Regions from separate parts of the Homo sapiens genome. Here all the other regions are linked to region 1. Evidence: chromatin contacts called from ENCODE Hi-C or POLR2A ChIA-PET data. All regions are on one chromosome and are shown on one strand. The core of a region is the stretch at or near the end of the contact, and the rest is flanking DNA. Distances in the headings are between cores, read along the strand shown.

Region 1 (4,450 bases), core at 1,070-3,569:
TTTCTATTAATATACCATTGGCCCATGTGGGTGAGCACCACTTTGCCTTGAACTGTTGTTCCACTGCCATCATTTAGAATACTCTAAAAACTAGACTTGAGCTCTAAGTGAGACAACTAAGAAAACCACTATGGTGCCTCCCAGTCAGAGAAAAGACATTCAGTCAGAACAGGTAGAATGCACACCCAGCAAAATAGAACTGAAGGGGCTCACTCTTACCTTTACCAATCCATCCACTACACTGGCTGGAGGTCCAACTGCTAGTATCTGCATTTCTTTGCCGTAGGACTTTTTCTGGCCACCAGAGCCCATCTTGCTGCCCATGTAGCAGGCTAGAGTGCAGACCCCAGGAGCTGCCTTCAACCAATGAAGGAAGTTGGTATATAAATCCCCATCTCCCTCACCCCTTGAGTGGGATAACTCTGAGGTATATGTTTTATACTGGCCACCAGAGTTCTCCAGTGACAGTAAGCTCCAGTTAACCACAGTGCTAATTTCCTTGATAATAAACCTTTTGGCTTTCCTCCCCTCCTTGACTCACTTTCCTGCTCTCCTACCAATGTTTCCCAAGATCACCTCCCTCACAGGCTATCTGCACTCAAAATCTTGTCTCAGTGCCTGCTTCTTAGGAAATCTAAAATAAGACTTGGACTGTGCTGGGAGTACTGAATAAAGCAAATGGAATACTGCAGCCTGTGCTTCTGTACTGGACTCCCAGAATACATGAAGCTGTGCCTGGAAGCATTTTCTCTTTAGGGAATTTCATCAGCAGAAAGAATTACGTACAGATACTGATACCATGTGTTTCCAACCAACAGCTCAGCCAGATCATCCTACAGTGAAGCTCTCAGGAAACAAGTACCATCTACAAGGTGAGAGCTTCCAATTAGCTTTCAAGGCACTTGACTCCAGGTTAAGGCCTTACTCTTAAGTGTGAGTGAATAGTCAAGGACTACAGAGGCTTCTAATAGGATAGATGAGATCAAGATAATAGCAAAAAGCAGCTGAGAGGAATAAGACTACTCAGGGAGAAGAAAACGTCAAAATCTATTATTAATATCCTCAGAAGGATAAAATAAAATATACAAAGCAAGAATGTGACACCACAAGAAAGGGGCATTTGAAGAACAAAACAGAACTCTAAATAAGTAAAAACTCTGTAGTTGTCAGGAAGATAAATTTGAGGAATTCTCCAAGAAAGAGGGGAAAAAAAAGATGGAAAACGGGAGCAAAATAGATGGTGACGGGCCTCTTATGCCAAAGGAACTTGGGCTTGATCATACAGCAGAAACTGAAAAGATAACTTGTTCCTATCTGAGTAAAACAAAACAAAATGTAGGCAGTTGCACAGGCCAAGAATGGAGGCAGAGTCAGTGGTTAGGCAGCTCTCACTGTAGTATGGAGAAATGATGCAAAACTGAAGTACACAGTGGCATGTGACAAATTTAGACAAAAGATGGGAGATTAAATGGTAGAACAGACTAAACTTGTGACGGAGCAGGTGTGTGTGGGCCTGTGGGTCTGATGTAAGAGGAAAAAGAACAGATGGATCTAGTTTCTCCAAAGATCCCAAATGGATTGGTCTCCATTAAGCAAGACGAGGAATGAATAAGGACGAGCAGGTGGGGATTGCTTTGTGCAGAGGGTGGAATACAGATCAGAGTTCAGCTTAAATCAGTATTTTCTAAGATTTTGCTAGGTGCCAGATACTGAGATAAAGTCCTTGTCTTCATGTTTGGAACCAGGTGCCTAAGGAAGCACAGAGGAGAGCCACCTCCAAAATGGATACCCTCTCCAAGGGTTTGTAGTGAAAGAGGCACAGCTCTTGGCCTGGAGTTGGTGGGGGCTGCGATAAGTGCAAGATACTTGGTGACAGGAATCGCGAGCATACTCTTGTGTTGTACGGATTCTCAGGGTCGGCCCTGCAGAGGAAAGAGCTCAGTCACCGCGAGGTCCTGCACAACATGCCAAAGTCCCGGATATGTGTCCGGGGTCTACACCTAAGCCCCGACCCCTCTGAACTTCCCAGAAGCGCGCAGGAGGCATGGTGCGCATGCGTGTAGCCACCTCAAAGGCGGCGGGAAGTTGGTTTTCTGAGTAGCAACTGAGCAGCTTGAAGACGGATTGGAAGTAGCAGACCAATAAACAAACGTCTCATTGGCTTAGAGTGCTTAGAGTCCCAATTCTTCAGCTTCCCATTGGGCCTTTCAAGCGAGCAGGGGCGTGACTCCGGGGGCTCCGCCCCGAGCCTTGGCCCAGTCTTGGGGTCCAAGGCTGAGGGAGCGGGACGGAAGTGAGCGGGTCCCGCCCCTTCCCCTTCTCGTCTCCGTTGGAGTCGTCTCTGCCGCGGCTTCCTCGGCTGCCAGCTCTCCGGCGAGCCGGAGTCCTAGTGCCGTACCGTCAGTCCCCGGCCGCGCGGAGCCGGGATGCACTGTTCCTGCTGTGGGTCCTCATCATGGAGACCAAACGGGTGGAGATTCCCGGCAGCGTCCTGGACGATCTCTGCAGGTACCGCGCTACCCGACCCCCTTTCGCCCCCGTCGGGTTTTCTCAGTTTCGCGGACCCCCAGAGGCCTCTGGGTCTTCTTCCCCGCCCACGTCCATGTCCTCGCTTTCCGCTCCCGCCGCTGCTCGCTTTCCATCGTCGACCCTGCTCTCCGACGACACCGCCCCTCTTTCCGCCGCAGCCTCCCTGTTTCTCAAGGCCCTCCGTCCTTCCCCGCAGAACACCCGGAATTTCCTCATTTTTTAAGTTACTCAACTATTTTGCTTTCCCGCAGGCGTAGCCGCTTCGCCGGAGCCTGGGTCTTAGCGTTTTGCCGCCGCCGCCGCCTCCCTCTCCCATTGTTTTTTCTGCCTCTGTGACTTTTCCACGCCGTGCACCCCCTCCTCCCTGTGTCTCATTCCCCGATTCTGAAGGAAGACCCCCAGGGTAGTAATTTAAGGCTTAGGATCCCAGGTACGCGGACCTGCGCAAGGAGCAAATTTTCGGACTTATTCTGACGCCTGCGTGTTATTTGTCCGTGGCGTTCTCTGTAAATTCCTGTAAGGAATTACTTTTTTTTTCTCATCCCTGGACTTGTCTTTGGGGGAGAGAGGGAAAAAGTGTAGCGCTGCTTTTCTTTTTATCCTTAATAATCCTATTTTAAAGGAAATTCTCAACCGCGGGGTTTTAACTCAGGGTGTATACTTCAGATGAGAAATTTTCTGCATTCTTCCCCCTTGTCAACTCTGATTTCAGATAGCCAAACACGTGTAGGATACTTAAAAATGCTTATTTTCCGAAGGTAAAATTTGGAGTGCAGTGATACCCGGAGTTGTCGCCAAGTGTGTGTGGATTGTGATTACAAGTGATAACACCTTTTCGTTCACAGTTACTGTGTTTATGTTTTAAAAGGCAGGCTTTTAGTAGTTGTATCTCCTTCATGCAGTTTTTTTTAATGGAAAGTAAAGAACTGGTGTTTGTGGAGTTTTTTGGGGTTTTTTTTGTTTGTTTGTTTTTTTGTTTTTATTTTTTGAGACGGAGCCTCTTTCTTTTGCCCAGGCTGGTGTGCAGTGGTGCGGTCTTGGCTCACTGCAACCTCTGCCTTCCGGATTCAAACGAGTCTCTGCCTCAGCCTCCCTAGCAGCTGGGATTACAGGCACCCGCCACCACACCCGGCTAATTTTTGTATTTTTAGTAGAGACGGGATTTCACCATCTTGGCCGTGCTGGTCTCGAACTTCTGACCTCGTGATCCACCCGCCTCGGCCTCCCAAAGTGCTGGGATTACAGGCGTGAGCCATCGCGCCCGGCCTGGAGTTTCTACTGTGCACCAGGCACTACCTTTACATGTATTGTTTTATTTAATCCTCAGTCAGCCGTGTTTGGTAGGTGCAGTTAGTATATTTCCATTTTCATCTGCGCAAACAGATTCAGGAACTTTGTAATTTACATAAGGTCACATTCATCCTAATTCACAAAATCAAGATTTCACACCTATTCCTTTTTCTTTCCAGTGCCTGTGCTTTTTCTCTCATACCAAGGAGAAGTAATAAGCCTAACGTTTTAAACCTCACAAAAGTACATACAGAAAAGTAAATAGCCTAATTTTGCAACTAATACAAATGGCGCTGTACTTCTTTGGTGATGGTAGATTTATAATTTTTGAAGTATGGTAGATTCAAATGAACCACTGAAAAGGCATTTAGTTTCTTGTCCCAAATAAAAAAAAAAAAAGGAAAAAGAAACTGAATTTGATATGTGTATGTGGGTTAATGACTAGACGCACATCAACCAATAGTGGGATTATGAGATTGTGATCTTTATTTTTTGTTTCCAATATTTTTTATGCATTTTATAGTTAGAAAAAAATTGAAGATAAGTATTTAGAAAGGTGATCAGTAATTAGCTGTGTGTTAATAGGGTTAAGAGTTGATTTAGAAAAAGATGTGGTAATCTTAAACATTTT
Region 2 (4,450 bases), core at 677-3,176, 6.5 Mb after region 1:
TACAAAGGGAGGAATTTTACAGCTGGGCTGCCGGGGGTGACATCACATATCAGTAGGACCGTGATGCCCACCTGAGCCTCAAACCAGCAAGTTTTTTATTAAGGGTTGCAAAAGGGAAGGGGGTGTAAGAACAGAGAGTAGGTACAAACATCACATGCTTCAAAGGGCAAAAAGCAGAACAAAGATCATATGCTTCTGAGGGAACAGGACAAAGGGCAAAAGCAGAACTACTAATAAGGGTCCAACAAAGATCACAAGACAAAGGGCAAAAGCAGAGCTACTGATAAGGGTCTATGTTCAGCAGTGCATGTATTATCTTGATAAACATCTTAAACAACAGAAACAGGGTTCGAGAGCAGACAACTGGTCTGACCACAAATTTACCAGGGCCGGGTTTTTCCCCACCGTAGTAAGCCTGAGGGTACTGCAGGAGACCAGGGCATATCTCAGTCCTTATCTCAACCACATAAGACAGAGCAGCCGTTTATAGACCTCCCCCCAGGAATGCATTCCTTTACCAGGGTATTAATATTAATATTCCTTGCTAGGAAAAGAATTTAGTGATATCTTCCCTACTTGCACGTCCGTTTATAGGCTCTCTGCAAGAAGAAAAATATGGCTGTTTTTGCCCAACCCCGCAGGCAGTCAGCCCATATGGTTGACTTCCCTTGTTCCCTAAAAATTGCTGTTATTCTGTTCTTTTTCAAGGTGCACTGATTTCATATTGTTCAAACACACATGTTTTACAATCAATTTGTACAGTTAACACAATTATCACAGTGGTCCTGAGGTGACGTACACCTTCAGCTTACGAAGATAACAGGATTAAGAGATTAAAGTAAAGACAGGCATAAGAAATTATAAAAGTATTATTTGGGAACTGATAAATGTCCGTGAAATCTTCACAATTTATGTTCCTCTGCTGCGGCTCTAGCAGGTCCCTCTGTTTGGGGTCCATGACTTCCCGCAACATCCAATCAATCCTCCATAATGGGCAAAGTGATCTTTCCATAGTGTAAATGTGTTCCCACCACTCTCTGGAGTAATCCTACTTAAAACCGTTTTCAGCACAAAATTCAAACATCTAAACATGATCTTGCTGGCTTTGCTTTTGTGGCTTTACCCTCTTTCTCCCCAAACCTAGCTAGTGTTTGTGCTGCCTGTAATGCCCTTCTTTCTTTGCAGGGGTCGCCACTTTAGGTCCTGGTCCTCCTTCAGAAAGTTTTTCCTCTTTCTCCCCAGCGGGGATAGGGTCTGTTTATTTTGACACCATTAGCTCACTTACACACATTGGTCACAAGTCTAGGCTGCACCGTTATTGAAAGTTTACCATCTGACTCTGAGTAGCTTGAGGATCCTATCAAAACTCAGGAGATGCTCAGTAAATGTTGATTGAACTATGACTGTTCTCAACATACAAACGCAAGATCATTTAGGAACACTTGTCAAAATGTTTTTGCCCCTTGAGATTCTATTTTGGGAGGTAAGCAGTGGGGGTCCAGGACTCTGCATTTTGACAGTCCCCTGATGTTTGCATGTAGAAGTGCAGGGATTATTACACTGACAAATCTTTACCATCCCTAAGGGGGACTTTCCTTCCCAGGGGCTATCTCTGGAAGCCCCTCAAGGATAGGGGCCGCATGCTGTTTCTCTAGGTCAGCAACTAAACCCAGAAAACGTTTATTGAGTGAATGATGAAACGACAGGTGAATAGATGAACGCAAGGTGTCGAGTTAACTATTCTTCTACACAAGTCCTAGCAGCTCCCATTGCTTCCAGCCGCAGAAATGGCCCCTGGAAGGCAAGTCTTCCAGCGAGTGGAGTCACTCTTAACTACATTTCCCAGGATTCCAAGGGAGCCGCGCGCTCTGCGCTCATCTTCCTACCAGAAATCGGCAAGTCACTGACCCTCGTCCCGCCCCCGCCATTCCCCGCCTCCTCCTGTCCCGCAGTCGGCGTCCAGCGGCTCTGCTTGTTCGTGTGTGTGTCGTTGCAGGCCTTATTCATGGGCTCACCGCTGAGGTTCGACGGGCGGGTGGTACTGGTCACCGGCGCGGGGGCAGGTGAGCATGCGAAGGTTGGAGGCCGCGCCCCTTGCTGAGGCGCAGCTGGCTGCTCTTTTCGGGCCGGCATACGCGCGCAGCCGCAGCTGAGGTCACCCCGCTGAGGTGGTGGGGAGGGGAATGGTTATTCTTGAGGCACCGCATCTCTTGAGGAGGAAAGAGCCGGAAACACCTGGTCTCTCAAGCAGGTACAGCCCGCTTCTCCCCAGCACCCCGGTGTGGGCTTCCCAAGGTCCTGCCTGAGAGGAGAGGCCAGGCTGGGCTGCTGATTGCAAAACTGGGTGAAAGTTCTCCCTGACCCTTATCTGTGGGCATCGATTGTTACTCTTCCTGCAATTAACTCTCTTAGATCTTTGCCTAGTCTTTTAAAGGACTGAAAAGCCGCGAGGGGCGGGGGCTGGAATTCGCCCCCTGAAGCGCAGAGATGTCAGCTCCTGAAAAGTCATTCGGTCGTTCAGTGTTTGTTTCCCTCTGTCGTAAGATTTTAAGTTCGTGAGAGGACCTTCTTTAAAGAGGGCGTCTGATAAGAGCCCTTCCCCGTTGGAGTTTGTATGCTTAGCAAGTCACAATCTGTTCTCGAAATCCACTGGAGTCTTGGCAGAGGTTGTAAGCTCAAATGCGCACAGGGGTCAGGCGTATGATGGAGAAAGAAAATGGGAGTAGGATGGGCACATCTGAGGAACTGGAGAGCAGAGAATTCCGAAGTGGACCGGCCAGTGGGAAAGTTGCCTGTATTTCAGGAGCGGCAAAATGGAAAATTGTTATGTGAAATAGCCCCATTTTTTAAAGTACAAAAAATTAAAACAAACCATTCATACCAACATAGATGCTGTGCAGTGAGATTTTACATTAGTTTCTCACCAGTGGGTGACCTCTGTAACCTCCAAGTGCAGGGATCTTGACATTATGCACCTTTGATTCTCCACTGGTAGTACCTTATACCTGGAAAGGCCCTAATGCATGAATTATTTGAGTTATATATTAAACGTTACAAACTGGAATTCTGTCAATTAATTCCTATGTACTTTCATATCTGTATTGATAAAGTGGCTTCTTATGCTGCCTTTCAGAAAATGCTTTCAGTGTTGATGAATAGCCAAGTATTTTATACCCATAGCTGTCTGGTTATCTCTGCATGGGCATGTATTTGGGTGTAGTCATACCTTCTAAATGTTTTTAGGAAAACATTTTGTTTACACTTTGCTTTTATTGTAAATAATGTATTTTACAACGCTTGGTGTTTTAAATCTTTTTTGACAGCTCTTGGATAATTTTCATGCAGGAGGTCCAGGGATTACATTCTAAGACGTTTTTGCCATCGCTAAGGAGACTTTCCTTTTCAGGGGCTATATCTGAAAATCATTCAAGGATAGGGACTGCTTCTTTTGACACCATTAGCATACTTACACATGGTATGCAGTACATTTTACACCAGTACTCAGTACACTTACACAAGCACATACATCTGTATTTAAAACCAGTTCATGATATAGTGTGTAGTACAGGCAATGCATCCTGAAATTTATTTTCTATTCTGTTTTATTTATAAATTGTAATTGTAACCCACAAAATTGATTTTGTGAAACAATGAGTTGTGACTAGACAGTTATGAACTTAGCACCTGCTGTTCATAAACTGGTTAAATTCTCTCTTACCCATTCAGAGTTGATTAAATTTTTTTTTTTTTTCAGAGCTAAAGGTTTTACTCTGTACCCAGGCTGGAGTGCAGTGACCCGATCATGGCTCACTGTAACCTTGAACTCCTGGGCTCAAGTGATCCTTTTGCATCAGCTTCCAGACTAGCTAGGACTGTAGGCATGTGCCACCACGCCCAGCTAATTTTTAAATGTTTTCAAGAGATGGAGTCTCGCTTTGTTGCCCAGGCTGGTCTCAAACTCCTGGCCTCAAGTGATCCTTCTGCTTGGATTAAATTCTAAAATAAGTTATTTGGTGAAATTTCCTAGTTTTGGAAAACTGTATATTTTTGGTTCTTTTTGTTTTTGTTTGAGAGGGAGTTTTGCTCTGTTGCCGAGGCTGGAGTGCAGTGACATGATCTTGGCTGACTGCAACCTCTGCCTTCCGGGTTCAAACAATTCTCCTACCTCAGCCTCCCAAGTAGCTGGGGGTACAGGTGCACACCACCAAGCCCAGCTGATTTTTGTGGTTTGAATAGAGACGGGGTTTCACCCTGTTGGCCAGGCTGGTCTTGAACTCCAGACCTCAAATGATCCGCCCACCTCTGTCTCATAAAGTGTTGGGATTACAGATGTGTGTCACTACTCCTGGCCTTGGGTTGTTTTTGGAAGGGGCTAATAATTTATGTATCTCAGTTTGTTATTTGTATACTTATTGATTAATTTATACTAAATATAAATTGTTAATTAAAT
Region 3 (4,450 bases), core at 519-3,018, 6.1 Mb after region 1:
CACTTGAAGTATAATTTGAAATAATAAAAGACAAACTGTAGGTATGTTAGACCTCAAAAAATAAGTATATTTTAAAAAAAGACAAATTAAGTTTTGTCCCTTATCTTATGAAAAGCCTGGAATACATAATGAAATTCATTTTTTAAATAAGTTTCGGGTTTTTTTTTTTTCCCCACATCAGATGGGTAATGTGCAGATGATGGCGCAACAAGGTTTGAGGGAGGGACGTCTCACACAAGTGTGAACACACAATCATCCCACTTATGAACTAAAAAGTATCTCGTAAGTAGCTTTTTATTGTCAGACAAAGTAAATGTACATTGCAAAAAATGTAGTAAAAATAAAAGGAAATAAATTTACTAGTACTCGTCCCACCCTAGTATTATTATAGTTTGAAGTCTTCATACTACAACAAAAGGGGGAGTTTCTTTATTTTCTTTTCTCTCTTTTTTTTTTTTTTTTTTGACTTTCTCTCTTGTTGCCCAAGCTGGAGTGCAATGACACGATCTTGGCTCACTGCAACCTCCGTCTCCCAGGTTCAAGCGATTCTCTCGCCTCAGCTTCCCAGTAGCTGGGATTACAGGCGCGTGCCACCATGCCAGGCTAATTTTTTAATTTTTAGTAGAAACTGGGTTTCACAATGTTAGCCAGGCTGGTCTCGAACTCCCAACCTCAGGTGATCCCCCCGCCCCCACCTCGACTTACCAAAGTGCTGGGATTACAGGCGTGAGCCATCGTGCCTGGCCTATTGGAGAGTTTTGAGGGTTGTTTGTTTTGAGACGGGATCTCACTCTGTCACCCAGGCTGGAGTGCAACGGGGGTCTTGGCTCACTACAACCTCTGCCTCCCGGGTTCAAGTGATTCTCCTGCCTCAACCTCCCGAGTAGCTGGGATTACAGGTGGGAGCCACCACGCCCGGCTAATTTTTGTATTTTTAGTAGAGAAGGGGGTTTCACTATGTTGGCCAGGCTGGTCTCGAACTCCTGACCTCGTGATTCACCCTCCTCGGCCTCCCAAAGTTCTGGAATAATAGGCGTGAGTCACCGTGCCTGGCCTATTTGGAGAGTTTCTATACACATTCATGCAACATTTACAGAACACCCTGAATGGGTGGGACTGGTGCGGTGCTAGACATTAAGGACAGACTTGTGTCCTGTTCCTCTGTATTCCAAAGAGGCTTACGGTATACAGGGGGAGACATATAAACAGATGTTTGTCAATTATAATACAAAACTTGTGTCAAAATACAATGAGAGTTGAATCTCAGTTTGTAGCTGTGACTCTGATCATTCTGGAATTCCTAGGTTCTTTTCCAAAACAAACGCTCAATGCAGGGCTGGTGTGTTGTTATTACCAGCACTATTTCAAATCACGTGTTAAGATAACTTAGGCTAAGAAAATACCACTTTCCTACTTGTCAAGTGTTCGAGCCTTTCAAAAACCATCCCGTTTAGGGACTTGGAAACACGCGCAAGGCTGGAGAAACCATTAAGCTGCTAACGTAGACGTTTCAAGGGTCACATTTACTCAAGAGACACTCAGGTCGCCCGGGGGAGCGGTGCATATTGGGACTTGTAGTCCTACCAGAACCGAGGAAACTGCAACTCCCTTTAGGATGCACTTCTCCCCTTTAAATTTTCTGGCCCAACAGTTAGATGACGCCCTAACCTAAAGCACAACTTACCACATCTCACTCATTCTGGGTTCATCAGGCTTCTGCCAGGCTTATCAGGTTCAAGCTCAAACGCACGGCGTTCTCCTGTAGAAGCCTCAAAGAGATTGGCTTATTCTCGGTGGTGGGCGGAGCCCTAGGTGGACCGGGGGTCGGGATTGGCCAGTTTCTGACTAGAAGAGGCGTTTTTATGTTCACTTGCTGATACGCACGCTGTGGTAAAAAAGTGAATTCTTTACCACAGTAGCAGCTGCCCCGAGCGAAGTCTCGCGATATTTCGGCCGCAGGGATCCAGAGGCGCGTAGTGAGTGGCGGAGGACTGTGGGGGTGGCGGGCACCGGAGCCGGGAAGGGACAGGTCAGGCGGGGAGTGCGAGCGCGTACTGCTTGCGCCACTCGGGCTGGGTCAGGAGCGGCTGCCCGAGGTCCAGAGGAAGTGTGTGGACAGCGCGGCCTTCCTGGCCGGTGAGTCGGCCCCGGGTCGTGGCCGGTGAGGGGACCCTGAGCTTCACCTGGGCTAGCGCGGGGAGTGACAGGTGCGCGAAGGAGCGCGGCGCTCCGCCCTCTCGCCGACCCGCCCCCTCCGGGCCTCGCCCTCCGGGGCTCGGGATGAGTCGCGGGCCCCAGCTGAGCGGCTCCGGCTCCAGGCGCCTGTCGCTGCTTCTGCCGTCGCCACCGAAGAGCGGCCGCCGCCCCTGAGGGAAGGAGGGAGGGAAGCAGCCGCTGACCCGTGGCATGAGCTGGATGCGGTGTCCGTTGCAGGACTAGGGCGCCGACATGAACCTGCACCAGGTGCTGACCGGGGCTGTGAACCCTGGCGACCACTGCTTCTCCGTGGGCAGCATTGGCGACCAGCGCTTCACGGTGAGTGAGGGAGGCCCTCGCGTCGCCCGTGGCCCGGCCTTTGCCCGTCATTCTGGGCCGAGCTTGGCCCAGAACGACGGGCAGAGGCGCGAGGTCTTGTCTCCCCAGGGGGGTCCTTACCACCCAGAACCCAGCAGACCTGGCCCTTGAGAACTAAGGAAGCAAAACCATGTCGGTCAGTGAGGTACTGTATGGAGCCTGAACTCAAGTTAGAATATTTTGTAGGATTTTTAAAGTTTTTGGTCTGTCTGCCTTGGGCCAGGGTGCTTTGCCAAAGTCGTTTGTTCAAAAATCTTTGTTGAGTAACGAGTTGGGGGCTTTTTTATACCATTCTATAGGTTCAAATTGTCAAATTTAGGAATAGTGGAGATTGGTTTCATTTTGTATTCTAAGTTAAGGTCAAGTATCTTTGTAGTTAAAAAGTGGGTGTCTCAAAACAATTACCAATTGTTTGCCATCAACAACTAGCCTTGAGAACAGTGTTTTTCATTTATTTTCTTTTCTAATTCCCTGAGAAATAACTTCGGAAAGAAAAAAAAGCCTTTTCATTTTTAAAAATATTTCTTGGATATTTTACAATAACCTGGTAATCCCAGGTTAAGGTTGCTTAACTTGCTTTTCATTGGTCACATATTGACAAGAAGAGGGCACCAAATTTCGGGCTACTTGTCAGTATAGTGGCATTTTTCTACCTTAACTATAGGTTTTTTTTTAATAACAATTTCAAAATATAAGTCAGTAATTGCACATGATACTTTTATCTACATAAATTTATAATGCTAATGATTTTTGCTACAATTTGTGTAGATACCTCTTTAGTTGTGATTAAAAGTAAAACTTGTCACTGCCTGGGAATACTAAGTGCTGTAGGCTTTTTTCTTTAAAAAAAATAAAAGTAAAACTTAATTTTGTATAAGTGACACAAAGTAAACAACGTAACCAATGCCCCAGGTTTAGGAGTGTTAAATTTCTAATCTTTTTCTCTGCTTTTAATTTTTCTGTGGTCTTTGTTGGTCAGAATAAATAATACTCAGCATTTAAAATGGTGGAGGCATTTAATGCCTGAATTGTACTTTTAGAATTGTGCCAAGAAGCATTTTGTTTTCAAATAGAGACTGTACCTCCCCTTTAGATTGACTCATACACATCTTAATTATCGGGATTCCAATTCTAAATGTTTGCCCAGCCTGAATACTTGGGAAAAGAGTGAGCTCTGAGGGTCCCAGTGAGCAACTATAGTTTCCTTACACCTGGGCATTGCTCTCTGCTCTTGCTGCTTGAGAGGAAAGTAAACATCATCCTTAGAAGGTTTTCCTAGTGGGAAATTATAGGATAATATTGTTGCATTCTCTGTCATTTCCTAAATTTATATGAGTGCTTTCTCCAGTGTAAATTCTAAGAACTTTTGCTTTTTAAAAACTTTTGAAATGAGGTCTCCCTCTGTCACCTAGGCTGGAGTGCAGTGGCGGGATCACAGCTCACTGCAGCCTCGACCTCCCCGGCACAAGCCGTCCTTCCACCTTAGGCTCCTGAGGAGCTAGGACTACAGATTCTAATCACCACGGCTGGCTAAGTTTTCTATTTTTTGTAGAGAGGGGTCTCCTTATGTTGCCCAGGCTGGTCTTGACTTCCTGGGCTCAAGTGATCCTCCCACTTCAGCCTCCCAAAATGCTAGGATTAGAGGCGTGAGCCACCATGCCCAGCCCTAAGAATTTTTTCTAAGAAGGCATTCACAATCTATGTAAGCAGTGGTGTGAACTTCAAAGCATATGCAGTATGATGGCCTATTTATATACCTGGATGCATTCCTCTATAAAACCTTGGTGAATGTCTGTGTATTGTTTTTAAGGAGAGATCAGTTAATGTGCCGAGGAGGATTAGATAGATGGTCATCCTGTACCATCATGTAGCTTGT

What was found. A loop is a pair of places that touch in the nucleus more often than their neighbours do. ChIA-PET counts read pairs that join two places held with the same protein, here RNA polymerase II (POLR2A). Pooled maps may share reads with other maps.
Region 2: a map of naive thymus-derived CD4-positive, alpha-beta T cell shows a loop between it and region 1 (20-fold over the local background). The contact joins the promoter of HSD17B4 here to the promoter of DCP2 in region 1. A Hi-C loop is called at or near these places in 1 of 168 maps with a recorded cell type or tissue (naive thymus-derived CD4-positive, alpha-beta T cell) and 4 of 50 pooled maps. POLR2A ChIA-PET finds 5 or more read pairs at or near these places in 1 of 52 experiments (OCI-LY7).
Region 3: a map of K562 shows a loop between it and region 1 (13-fold over the local background). The contact joins the promoter of DMXL1-DT here to the promoter of DCP2 in region 1. A Hi-C loop is called at or near these places in 2 of 168 maps with a recorded cell type or tissue (K562 and naive thymus-derived CD4-positive, alpha-beta T cell) and 7 of 50 pooled maps.

What each region holds. Positions count from the first base shown.
Region 1 is chr5:112,974,479-112,978,928 of GRCh38, forward strand. DCP2 (decapping mRNA 2) reads left to right here and starts at 2,320. Exons shown (of 11, transcript NM_152624.6): 1 at 2,320-2,508. The coding sequence starts at 2,456. LOC105379126 (a long non-coding RNA gene) reads right to left here and starts at 307. Exons shown (of 2, transcript XR_948679.3): 1 at 220-307. RefSeq lists enhancers at 1,811-1,860, 1,891-1,970, 1,986-2,745, 2,281-2,330, 2,401-2,490 and 2 more.
Region 2 is chr5:119,450,571-119,455,020 of GRCh38, forward strand. It overlaps HSD17B4 (hydroxysteroid 17-beta dehydrogenase 4), which reads left to right and starts at 1,927. Exons shown (of 24, transcript NM_000414.4): 1 at 1,927-2,063. The coding sequence starts at 2,006. RefSeq lists an enhancer at 2,028-2,077.
Region 3 is chr5:119,069,122-119,073,571 of GRCh38, forward strand. DMXL1-DT (DMXL1 divergent transcript) reads right to left here and starts at 1,769. Exons shown (of 3, transcript NR_134250.1): 1 at 1,685-1,769. DMXL1 (Dmx like 1) reads left to right here and starts at 1,966. Exons shown (of 44, transcript NM_001290321.3): 1 at 1,966-2,535. The coding sequence starts at 2,449. It overlaps LOC124901209 (small nucleolar RNA U13), which reads right to left and starts at 279; the gene lies at 176-279. RefSeq lists silencers at 1,733-1,812, 2,123-2,402.